Linked DNA regions of Homo sapiens: region 1 is linked to region 2. The links are chromatin loops, found by intact Hi-C in ENCODE. Cell type or tissue: mesothelial cell of epicardium. All regions are shown on one strand. Region 1 overlaps LOC107987087 (a long non-coding RNA gene). Region 2 overlaps TLE1 (TLE family member 1, transcriptional corepressor).

Region 1 (5,000 bases), 880 kb after region 2:
GAACTGACAGCAGAATAGAATGCATCTCACAGAAGCAGGGTTTTCAAAAAATGCTGGAGGAATGATATTATGCAAAACTGGTTGAACAGCAGCCCCACCTCTTTGCCCCATGCTGGGAACACAGGCAGCTTCTCCTAGAGAAGATATCAGTAACTCACTGTCCTGAAGAAAGAGCCTCTAGGGAGACATGCAAGAAGTTGAGGATTTAGACAAAAAGAGATGCCATAAGTTGCCCAAAGTCACCAAACAAGGCACTATCAGGATTTTGCTCATATCCCTTTTTATGCAAGGTTCCAACATTTACTATAACCTGCAACTGTTCTACTGCAAGTAACTGCAATTATCTGCCAAGTGCTTTCTGTGACTGCAGGAATGTTCTCCCCACCCCCACCCTGCCCACACCTCACTCAGGGAAAATAGAATGGGTGGGGAGACTTATGGCCCTAGGATCAGCCCTTAACCAATGATGAAAGGAGATGGTGGGTACACGCCCCAAACTTCCATTGTCCCCAGATAGGAAAACTCTGAATTATATTCCATACAGTTTCCCACAGTCCCCAGAGGAACTGGGGACTGCATGCAGTGGTAACCTGCTCATTAATTTACCCTGCATTGGTCTCCTTCCCTTGCTGGTCTCATCTCTACTCTCTTAGCTTCATGGGACTGCGGTTGCCAGATAAAGGATACTCAAGTAAATTTGTAAATTCGAATTTCATATAAACAACAAGGTTTTGTGTGTGTGTGTGTGTGTATACCACAAGTTACCACAAATACTGCATGGAGTATAACACACTAAAAAATTGTTTATCTGAAATTCAAGTGTAGCTTAACTCCTGCATTTTTATTTGCCAAATCTGGCAATCCTATCTAGGATTGCTTTCCAAATAATCTACTTGTACTCCTATCCTTGCCTCAGGGTCCTCTTCTTATGGATCCTAGACTAAGACAGTTAACGGCTATCCTAGAGGGATACACTTTGAAGAAGAAAAATCTCTGAGAACAAACTTCAGAGGCAGCATTCTACTGCAACATCCAAATCAGATTAAAATTATAAAGGGCTATTGTTCTAATGCTGGCAATAAACTAAAATTACCAGGAAAAGGCTATGAACCCAGCCTCAGCACATTTTGCCTGATTTGTAGAAGCCATCACCTCATCAGGAAAACACCTGTTATTCACTCACCTTTATTAACTCGATGCCAAGTATCATTAGTACAGCTATGCTATGATAATGCTCTATTCATTCTATCAGCAAATGCCCTAAATGTCTATCACTGGAGTACAGCCTCTGTTTCAATAAAATACCATAACTAAATATGAAAAAGGGAGGCCATGCATCCCTGGTACTCGCCCTGACCCAGTACTTTCCAATAATAAATTGGGCTTGATTACATCAGGGCTGGGGATCCCAGATGATTATTTTTAATGAACTTTCAAACTGACACTTGTCTGTTAATAATTTAGTTAAAATCCCAATGTTTGCTTGCTGCTGTTCCTCTCGAGAGACCCCTCTGCAAATTCTGGGTAGGAACTACTTCACCCATCTACCTAATACCACCCTCACCATTTTCCAAGCTTTGCTAAGCCCTGGTTCCTTATTTCCATGAAATCCTCCAAACCTTGATGGAGATACGGTTTCATTTCTCATCCTTGTAAAAATAAGTCTTTCAGAGCACCTTTATCTCCTCAACATGTTTGGTGATTCCTTTGTCTTGAATTTCAGTAGCAGAAGTTCAAGTTATTACTTTTGTACGTGTGCAGCAAATAGAAATTGTTGGTGCTAATGGGAGCTTATGTTCAATTCAAGTATAAAAGTTGTTCAAGTATCAAACAAAACTGTTGGTTTATGAGTGTTAGTAACTTCTCTGAATATTCAAAATGATGTCCCATCAGTGCTATCTAATTTGGGCATTCACATGATCATTATTTTAATATAACACCAGCCTCTTTCATCTCAGTAATAGATAGCGCCAGACTGTGGCAGTATCAGCAAACCTGAGGGCTGCCAACAGCTCTTGAGTCACTGGGGAATGCTAGTGAAGTTCACTTTAAAGAAAATGATCCTCACTTTTCCATGCATTCACAGGCTTCCTTTTGATTTTCGTGTTGAGCCTATTGACTTCAAAGTATCCTTTCAGGATCACTCAGAAGGCCAGAGACTCATCCGTGTTCTGATTCCTTGACTTTGCTCCATGCTCAGCATTTGTTTGAAATCTGCGGGGTGCCTGGCTAGAAGAATCTCAATAGGTGGCAAGGAGAGACAAGTGTCTGGTCTCAAACCTTCTTTCTGGAATGATTACAAAACCAAGTCGAGACAGGGGAACTGGGTATCATCTTGCCAATGAGTCATCTTCCGAAAATGAGTAATCAGATGCAGCATGGCAGGAGAATGGCTACAAAGGAAGGCCCGTTGTATAGGGTGCTTACACCTCCCTCCACTGCCTGTGCAAGCTTCACCATTTTGAAATCTCAGAAAATTGGACCTACACTATAATTTGAAGGAAAATAATCTTCCGATTCACAAATTATTAAATTACGTGGGTATAAATGAGAAGTCAATATCGATGAAGACAGCTATCTTTAGTCTCATATTCCTAATTGCAGCTCAGGATTTTCCCTATGGAATGAATGGATGAATAAAAGAAACCCCTCCCAGAAGAGCCCTAAGGATTCTAAAAAGATGCACAGAGTTGCATAGAGATTCCTCTATCTGGCTCATTCTGAAGCCAGCATTGTTCTAATAATGGGAACCAGATGGCTTATCAACGTAAAATTCAGCCCAGTATGTAACTTCATGTAACCATAGTCCTGCTGTCTGTCCCCTTTCTTTGGTCCATATGGTTGACTCTAAAATATACTTGACCATGATACAAAAACATAGAAGGATCACGTGGGTGGCCACAGTGATGAAATATTCCAGGCTTTGCATCCCACCCATGACAAAGGACTTGCCGGCCAGTCATTTGCCTCTAATTCAGCTTTGTAATTATTTTCACTTAACTATTAAACACATTCTGAACAATTTTTACATCATTTGCAGTCTAGACTATGCTTAGATGAAATAAGATCAAATGGCTGAAACATACAGAAATTCAGACAAAGCAGGAATTTATCATTCTCTGGGATTAAGCTACTTGGTTGTTTCATGAAACTGAACAGTCCATTTTTTTAAATTAGTTTCTATTTTCACAAACTGATTTTATCACTTGAACCCAGCCGGGTGCACCAATGTTTGCCAAGATGAAAGCTTTTTCACAATGCTAATGTCCTCAGACCACATATTTGAATTCTTCATGCTGTCACACTTTCATAGGATTTTTGAAATAAGTAAGGTAAAAAAATAAGAATTCACAGGCATCTCCCCCAAAGCTTTCTGGGACCCCATGAAAGCAACTTGCCACTATTTGTAGATCACTCCTCAGAGTATGCTGGGAGCCAGCTGTTGATGTGCAGTTTTTCCAGAGACTGAAGATATGGGCCACATCATATTAATCTGGGCAATGACTCTTTTGAGCAAGTCCCAGATAAAGTTAGTGATTTGCAAAAGCTTTTATCAGTTGCTTGATGGCTTTTGCAGAGTGGAACACTACATGACCCATGTGATTTGTTTTCATTTACAAAGGTGCAGAGGCTTTGAATTTAAAAATGGAACGTTTTCTTCTCGTGCCAAACGTAAACAATTTAACATCCATTTCCTATCCAGCTATTTTACCAGTTCAAAAGAGTTTATACGAATCTTATCTGTATTGTATTTCCTGCTGATTGGCAGTGCCTCCTGCTTCAGCTGGGAAGCCAAAAATGTGCTGGCTCGGATTTGAACAGGAAAGGCCTAACAAAGAAAACTGGGAAATAAATGTAATGAGTGGTTACGGGGTGCTGAAAACTATACTTATCATTTCTTATTCTCGTGGAGTTGGTGCTGCCATATTGATTTATGCCTGGGAAGTCTTTTATGGAAACACACAACAAAAGCTTCAGATTATTTTGTCAACAAGAAAACACAGTTTACCATTTGTCTTCAAAGTCCCCATTTAGTCCTGATTTGAGTGGTTCCATATTCCTTGCTGCTGAGACTCCCTGAGCCCTGGAGGAGGTTTGCATTGGATACAGTAAATCTCCATAAAAGATAAAGGCCTCCAGAATGCCACAGAGCTTGTTTTCAAGGCCAGTTAAATAATTTGATAGGGACCATGAGGAGTCCAGAGAACAGAAAGTATGTGGCTATTTCAGGCCAACTTAGACTCAGTTTACTGGGCCCCTGAGACCAATTTTTTTCCTTCCAGAATGGAAAGACATTTATTGGGCCTATTGTTTGAAGGTCTTCAGTCTCTTTCTCACATTCAAAGCTTGGATGATTGGAAAGGAGAGAAGGAAAAGAACAAAAACAGCCGTCTAGACATCTCCTAGTGGAATATTACATTTATAAACCATTTTCCTTGCCTTGTCTTAACAATACATTATGAACTGAGATAAAAAGATCATAAACTTGTGTTCTATTGTAAAGAGGTCCGGCAAGAGTTATGGTTTTCTTGAAAAAATCAACTATTAATTGTTACTTTGAGGTCACACGACCCAACAATTTCTATGAAAGGCCTTCAGCTGCCATTTCCAGTAATGTTCTCATTTGCCCTCAGCTTCCCCACCCCTACCCTACACTCCACCCCAATTTCCACTCCAATCTCAATACTCAATTTAATTGGGCTTACCAAGTATATGGGGAGTGCATTATTTTTTCGATACATACCCTGAGGTTCCTGTCAGTCAACCTCATGTCTGCCACTATCATCTAATTGTTGGATCCTTGTATTAAACATAAGACACAGTTTAAGGTAACTTTAGCACTGACTAAGGAGGAGCAGTGTGTGGACATGCTTTCTGAGGCTCTCTAGGCAAGATATGGTTGTAGTAAAAACAACACTACAGGCATCGCAGCTTCCAGTCCTTGGGTAAGCCACGTAACCTCTCTGAGCCTCCATTTACTCATCAATAAAACAAGAGCA
Region 2 (5,000 bases):
GCTGTTTTCAAATCCGTGGCACAAGCCAGGAACCAGTTAAACAATATATTAATGAGGGGAAATAACCTTCTAAGCCACAGACTAATGCTTATTCAGGTTTTAGATCATCAGCTGAAGTCTGGAACGCAATTTTCCAGTCTGCAAGCAGTACTGTAAAGTAGAAATTTTAACTAATACAGAGAATCATCTGCAGTGTAGGGGCATGTGCCAAAATCTCCTCACTTGTACATGCAAATATATGCATGCTTACACCTCCACCCTCCCCCCCCACACCAAAAGACATGCACACAAAGAGGAAGGGCAGTTCCAAAAACTGCGCATTGCTGCTAAATAAATCTTTTTTTCCCCAAGTGTCCAATTAAAGCTGCTTAATCATTATTTAGGCATTTCAATCCTTAGATACAAAATATTCTTGGGAACCCAGAGTCTAATCATCATTTAAGCCATAGAATAAATAAATGTTAATAACCCTGACTTTATACCAACGGTCCCCCTTTGCTGGTTTGGCCGAGCGACTTTTTAAAGATAATGTTGTACCACATATAAGTTTAGGCCCCCACAGTATATCAATGTCAAACAACATCGTGTCAAGCTAAGATTCAATTCAGGTAAGTGCCACTGCCAAATTTTCTTGTTCCCAGACGGGCTTTAAGATTATTTTATTGCTTAAAATTTAATTTGTTCCAACTCGTGTCTCCATGACAACGTTGGCCAACCCTGCAAATCATTTGGGTAATTGGATATCTTATCTTTCTATTGCTCTCAAATCGAATGATTCTGCTAGAATTGTAACAGCCAATCAAATTTACAGTCCTCCTGAGTAATAGACTTGGAAAAGTAGCCACATTCATCTCCTCTTTACAGCCATATTAACCAGTATGCGACAAACAGTAGAATCTGGTCTTCAAACTCTACTCCAAATTATAAATGGTGTCAATACCAATATTCTCACAATGCAAAGTCTACACAAAAGTCCCTTCCCTTTTTTTTTTGAGACAGAGTCTGGGTCTGTCGCCCAGGCTGGAGTGCAGTGGGGCAATCTTGGCTCACTGCAACCTCCGCCTCCCGGGCTCAAGTGATTCTTCTGCCTCAGCCTCCCTAGTAGCTGGGACTACAGGCGTGCGCCACTGTGCCCAGCTTATTTTTGTATTTTTAGTAGAGACGGGGTTTCACCATATTGGCCAGACTGGTCTCGAACTCCTGACCCTCCTGACACCTTGTGATCTGCCCACCTCAGCCTCCCAAAGTGCTGGGATTGCAGGCATGGCCACCTTTTATATTGCTTTGAGAAGCAACAATTGTTACTTATTCCTTATTAACTTTGAGCAATTTCAGCACTTTGAGAGTTCCAGAAGCTAATCAGAAAAAAAAAAATTAAAAAAAAAAAATCACAGCTTTTTTTGGGTATTTGATCTTGGATAAAATAATAACCCAAACAATGGCTGCATAAGATCAGTGATACACTGACATTGATCTGTCTGGGACCCTTTCGGTAGGTAAGCCATACTTAATAAATTAGTCAAGAAATAAGGATGGGCTGGGTGCCGTGGCTCATGCTGTTAATCCCAGCACTTTGGGAGGCCGAGGCAGATGGATCACCTGAGGTCAGGAGTTCGAGACCAGCCTGACCAACATGGCAAAACCCCATCTCTACTAAAAATCCAAAATTAGCTAGGCATGGTGGTGAGCACCTGTAATCCCAGCTACTTGGGAGGCTGAGACAGGAGAATAGCTTGAACCTGGGAGGCAATGACTGCGGTGAACTGAGATCACGCCACTGCACTGCAGCCTGGGCAACAGAGTGAGACTCTGTCTCAAAACAAAAAAGAAACAAGGATGAATACAGATTTAACAACCAGTTCAAAACTAATGTATTCTTAGGCTGGGTATGGTAGCAAATGCCTGTAATCCCAGCACTTTGGAAGGCTGAAGCGGGCGGATTGCTTGAGCCCTGGAGTTCAAGACCAGCCTGGGCAACATGGCGAAACCCTGTCTCTATTTAAGAAAAATGAAGGCCGGGCATGGTGGCTCATACCTGTAATCCTAGCACTTTGGGAGGCCAAGGTGGGCGGATCACAAGGTCAGGAGTTCAAGACCAGCCTGACCAACATGGTGAAACCCCACCTCTACTAAAAATACAAAAATTAGCAGGGCGTGGTGGCATGTGCCTGTAATCCCAGCTACTCGAGAGGCCAAGGCAGGAGAATCGCTTGAACCCGGGAGGCGAAGCTTGCAGTGAGCCAAGATTGCGCCACTACACTCCAACCTGGGCGACAGAGTGAGACTCCGTCTCAAAAAAAAAAAAGAAAAAAAATCTATATACTCAGAAAAATCCAGTCAGTATTTGAAACCTCCTTATACTTCCTCCTTATACTTCCATTTAATTCATAAATATCATAGCATCTAGGGTAGTCGATTATAAAATACAGATTTCTTATAAGATTCAAATGTCAGCAGTTCCCCTCCTAAGTTAGTGGTATGATTTTGGCCTTTGGTCAGCTAAAAAGTACAGAAGTTGGATACATTTCAATGGTCCAATTCCAATCTCCTCAGTAGCTGTGCAGAGACATTGGCTCTGAGGGAGCTCATGGCCCAAGCACTGTAAATGAGCCAGCCCACTTACAAATGGAAAAAGTTCTGGGACCCAGGCCAACTGGCAGGCTAGGGGGTTGTCAAGAACCTAGTGCTTCCCCTACAGATCCTCAGGGTGTCAGGGCCACTTCTCAAGCTAAGCAGAAAGAGCCATGAACGCGGAGCTTCTCAGCACACCCAGATCAGAAGGCGGCCAACTTTGGAGCTTGTTTGAGAGCAGGTACTGGCACAACTTGTCTGAACTGTGCCCTGCTTTATCTCAAATACTTACAAAGACACACAAGAAGTTTCTACTGCATTGTGCTTGGGATTAAGAGTAAACAGCCTAAACTTCCAGTTTGACCAATCCCAATGGCTCTGCCTTTCTCCCCTGCAATAAATTATTATTATTATTATTATTATTATTTGAGATGGAGTTTCACTCTTTTTGCCCAGGCTGGAGTGTGATGGTGCGATCTTGGCTCACTGCAACCTCCGCCTCCCAGGTTCAAGTGATTGTCCCGCCTCAGCCTCCCAACAATTTTTTTTTTTTTTGCTTCCCCAAATATTAGTACATCAGCAGCAGCTGTGAACCTTGACTGTCAACAAAAATCTCAAGCCCATGGAGTAGACGAAGAAAGACAGCACCACAACTACTCTACTCACAACTTTTGCACAGTACTTTACAGAGCAAAAAGAAAACTACATGCACACACTCCCCACAGGTGTACATATCCCTCATCAAAATGAAATTTTTTCTTTCTGTAACCAAGCAACAACTTGACCCTCTAATTCCATACCCTGCTTGTTTTCAAAATGACAAATTTTCCATGTTACATTCGAAAGAAAAACTCTGAAATATACCTCCTAGTCCTTATTCTGCCAAAACTTACTTTGATAGAATGAACCAAATCCTTTGTTGTTCTTCCATCCCTTTAAATGAAAAAACTCAACACAACTTTATTCTTACTGATAGTTACATTACTTAAAGCTATTGCCTTCCAAGGACACATTCTGCTGTTTGGCCAAAGTAAGACATTTTACTTAGACAATAAAGACTGCCAACAAGGCCGGACGCGGTGGCTCACGCCTGTAATCCCAGCACTTTGGGAGGCTGAGGGAGGCAGATTACTTGAGGTCAGGAGTTTGTGACCAGCCTGGCCAACATGGTGAAATCCCGACTCTACTAAAAATACAAAAATCAGCTGGGCATGGTGGTGCACGCCTGTAATCCCAGCTACTCGGGAGGCTGAGGCAACAGAATCGCTTGAACCTGGGAGGTGGAGGTTGCAGTGAACCAAGATTGCGCCATTGCACTCCAGCCTGGGGGACAAGAGCGAGACTTCATTTAAAAAAAAAAAAAAAAAAAAAACAGACTGCCAACAAGTCCTTTTTTTTTTTTCTCCTTTTAAGCCTAAAGATAAATGCTTATGATCTTAGAAGGAAAGAAATAAAACACGGTAATGGGAAAATCAGTTCAGAGGTAGGAAGGAAGCTGGGTTTGCAAAAACAAAACGGAAGTATCAGTGAAGCATGGCCTAGAAGTCCAAGAGCAGGGGTAGAGTTTTAAAGGGACTGCTATTTAGATCACAGCTATCCCTCAGAGCGCCCCCATGCCAGGAAACTACGCAACTGCTCCTGCATTTGGTAACTCACTTAATCTTGGTAATTACCCTATGGGGTAGGTGCTACTGTCATCCCCTAATCCCACTCACCTGTTTTCTCTTTTTCAAGGTGGAATAATTAGTATCCACACAAAGGGAGGCTGGGAAGGTTGACACGGGGAGGGGGCGGCTTCTGGCGGACCAATTCCTAGGGCACATGGGAGCTCCACGGATGGGGGCTATGACAACTCTAATGTTGTCATTGGAAAAGCTTACTGTAATAATAAACCCAAAAAGCCGACTTCTGAAAGCCAAAGAGCTGAGAAAGACAACTATGTGAGAATGGAGTGTGTACCTGTATCTGCAGGCTGCATGGGGCCTGGATGCCCTTTCTCCATCTGGTGGTCCATCCTTTATTCTCTCCATACCAGACCAAGACGCAGATCAATGTTAAGACCCTCTTTCCTAAACCGAAAGCAACCTTTTTATTTTCACTCACTAATCCATAGAGGCCTTTCAAATGGCACAAATAACGGTGGCTGCATTTTGTTCTCTAAATCAATTTTCTCCCCAGCCATCAACTAGATGTTCCCACACAGAGAAAGAACAGCCCTTCCCTTCTAATTCAAAAATCCATACTGCCATTGCCCTTGCAAACTGCTAAACAAGCAGTATCAGCAAGTCACTTGTGTTCTGTAATACATTTACTGCAAATCCCAATGGCTTGCCTTCTAATGCAGTTTTCTATTGTGTCTGTGCGTGTCAATACACTGGCTGGCCACTGTACTTATAAGAAGCTCTGACCAGCTGTTTGCTCAAGGCATC

The links. Peaks named below come from ENCODE experiments on the same cell type or tissue, not always from the same donor. Only the 100,000 strongest peaks of a DNase experiment are listed, where the experiment ranks them.
Region 1: it touches region 2 in a loop (8-fold over the local background); 1 of 110 quality-filtered maps calls a loop at or near these places.

Annotation. Positions count from the first base shown.
Region 1 is chr9:82,551,830-82,556,829 of GRCh38, forward strand. The region is part of intron 2 of LOC107987087 (a long non-coding RNA gene); the gene reads left to right. All of the region lies in intron 3 of LOC105376110 (a long non-coding RNA gene), which reads right to left. Among named protein-coding and RNA genes, the nearest start is that of RASEF, 510 kb to the right of the region's middle. In mesothelial cell of epicardium, no CTCF peak of the experiment used is centred here; a DNase peak (open chromatin) is centred at 2,911.
Region 2 is chr9:81,669,352-81,674,351 of GRCh38, forward strand. The region is part of intron 4 of TLE1 (TLE family member 1, transcriptional corepressor); the gene reads right to left. Among named protein-coding and RNA genes, the nearest start is that of TLE1, 18 kb to the right of the region's middle. RefSeq lists an enhancer at 4,023-4,317. In mesothelial cell of epicardium, no CTCF peak of the experiment used is centred here; a DNase peak (open chromatin) is centred at 2,659.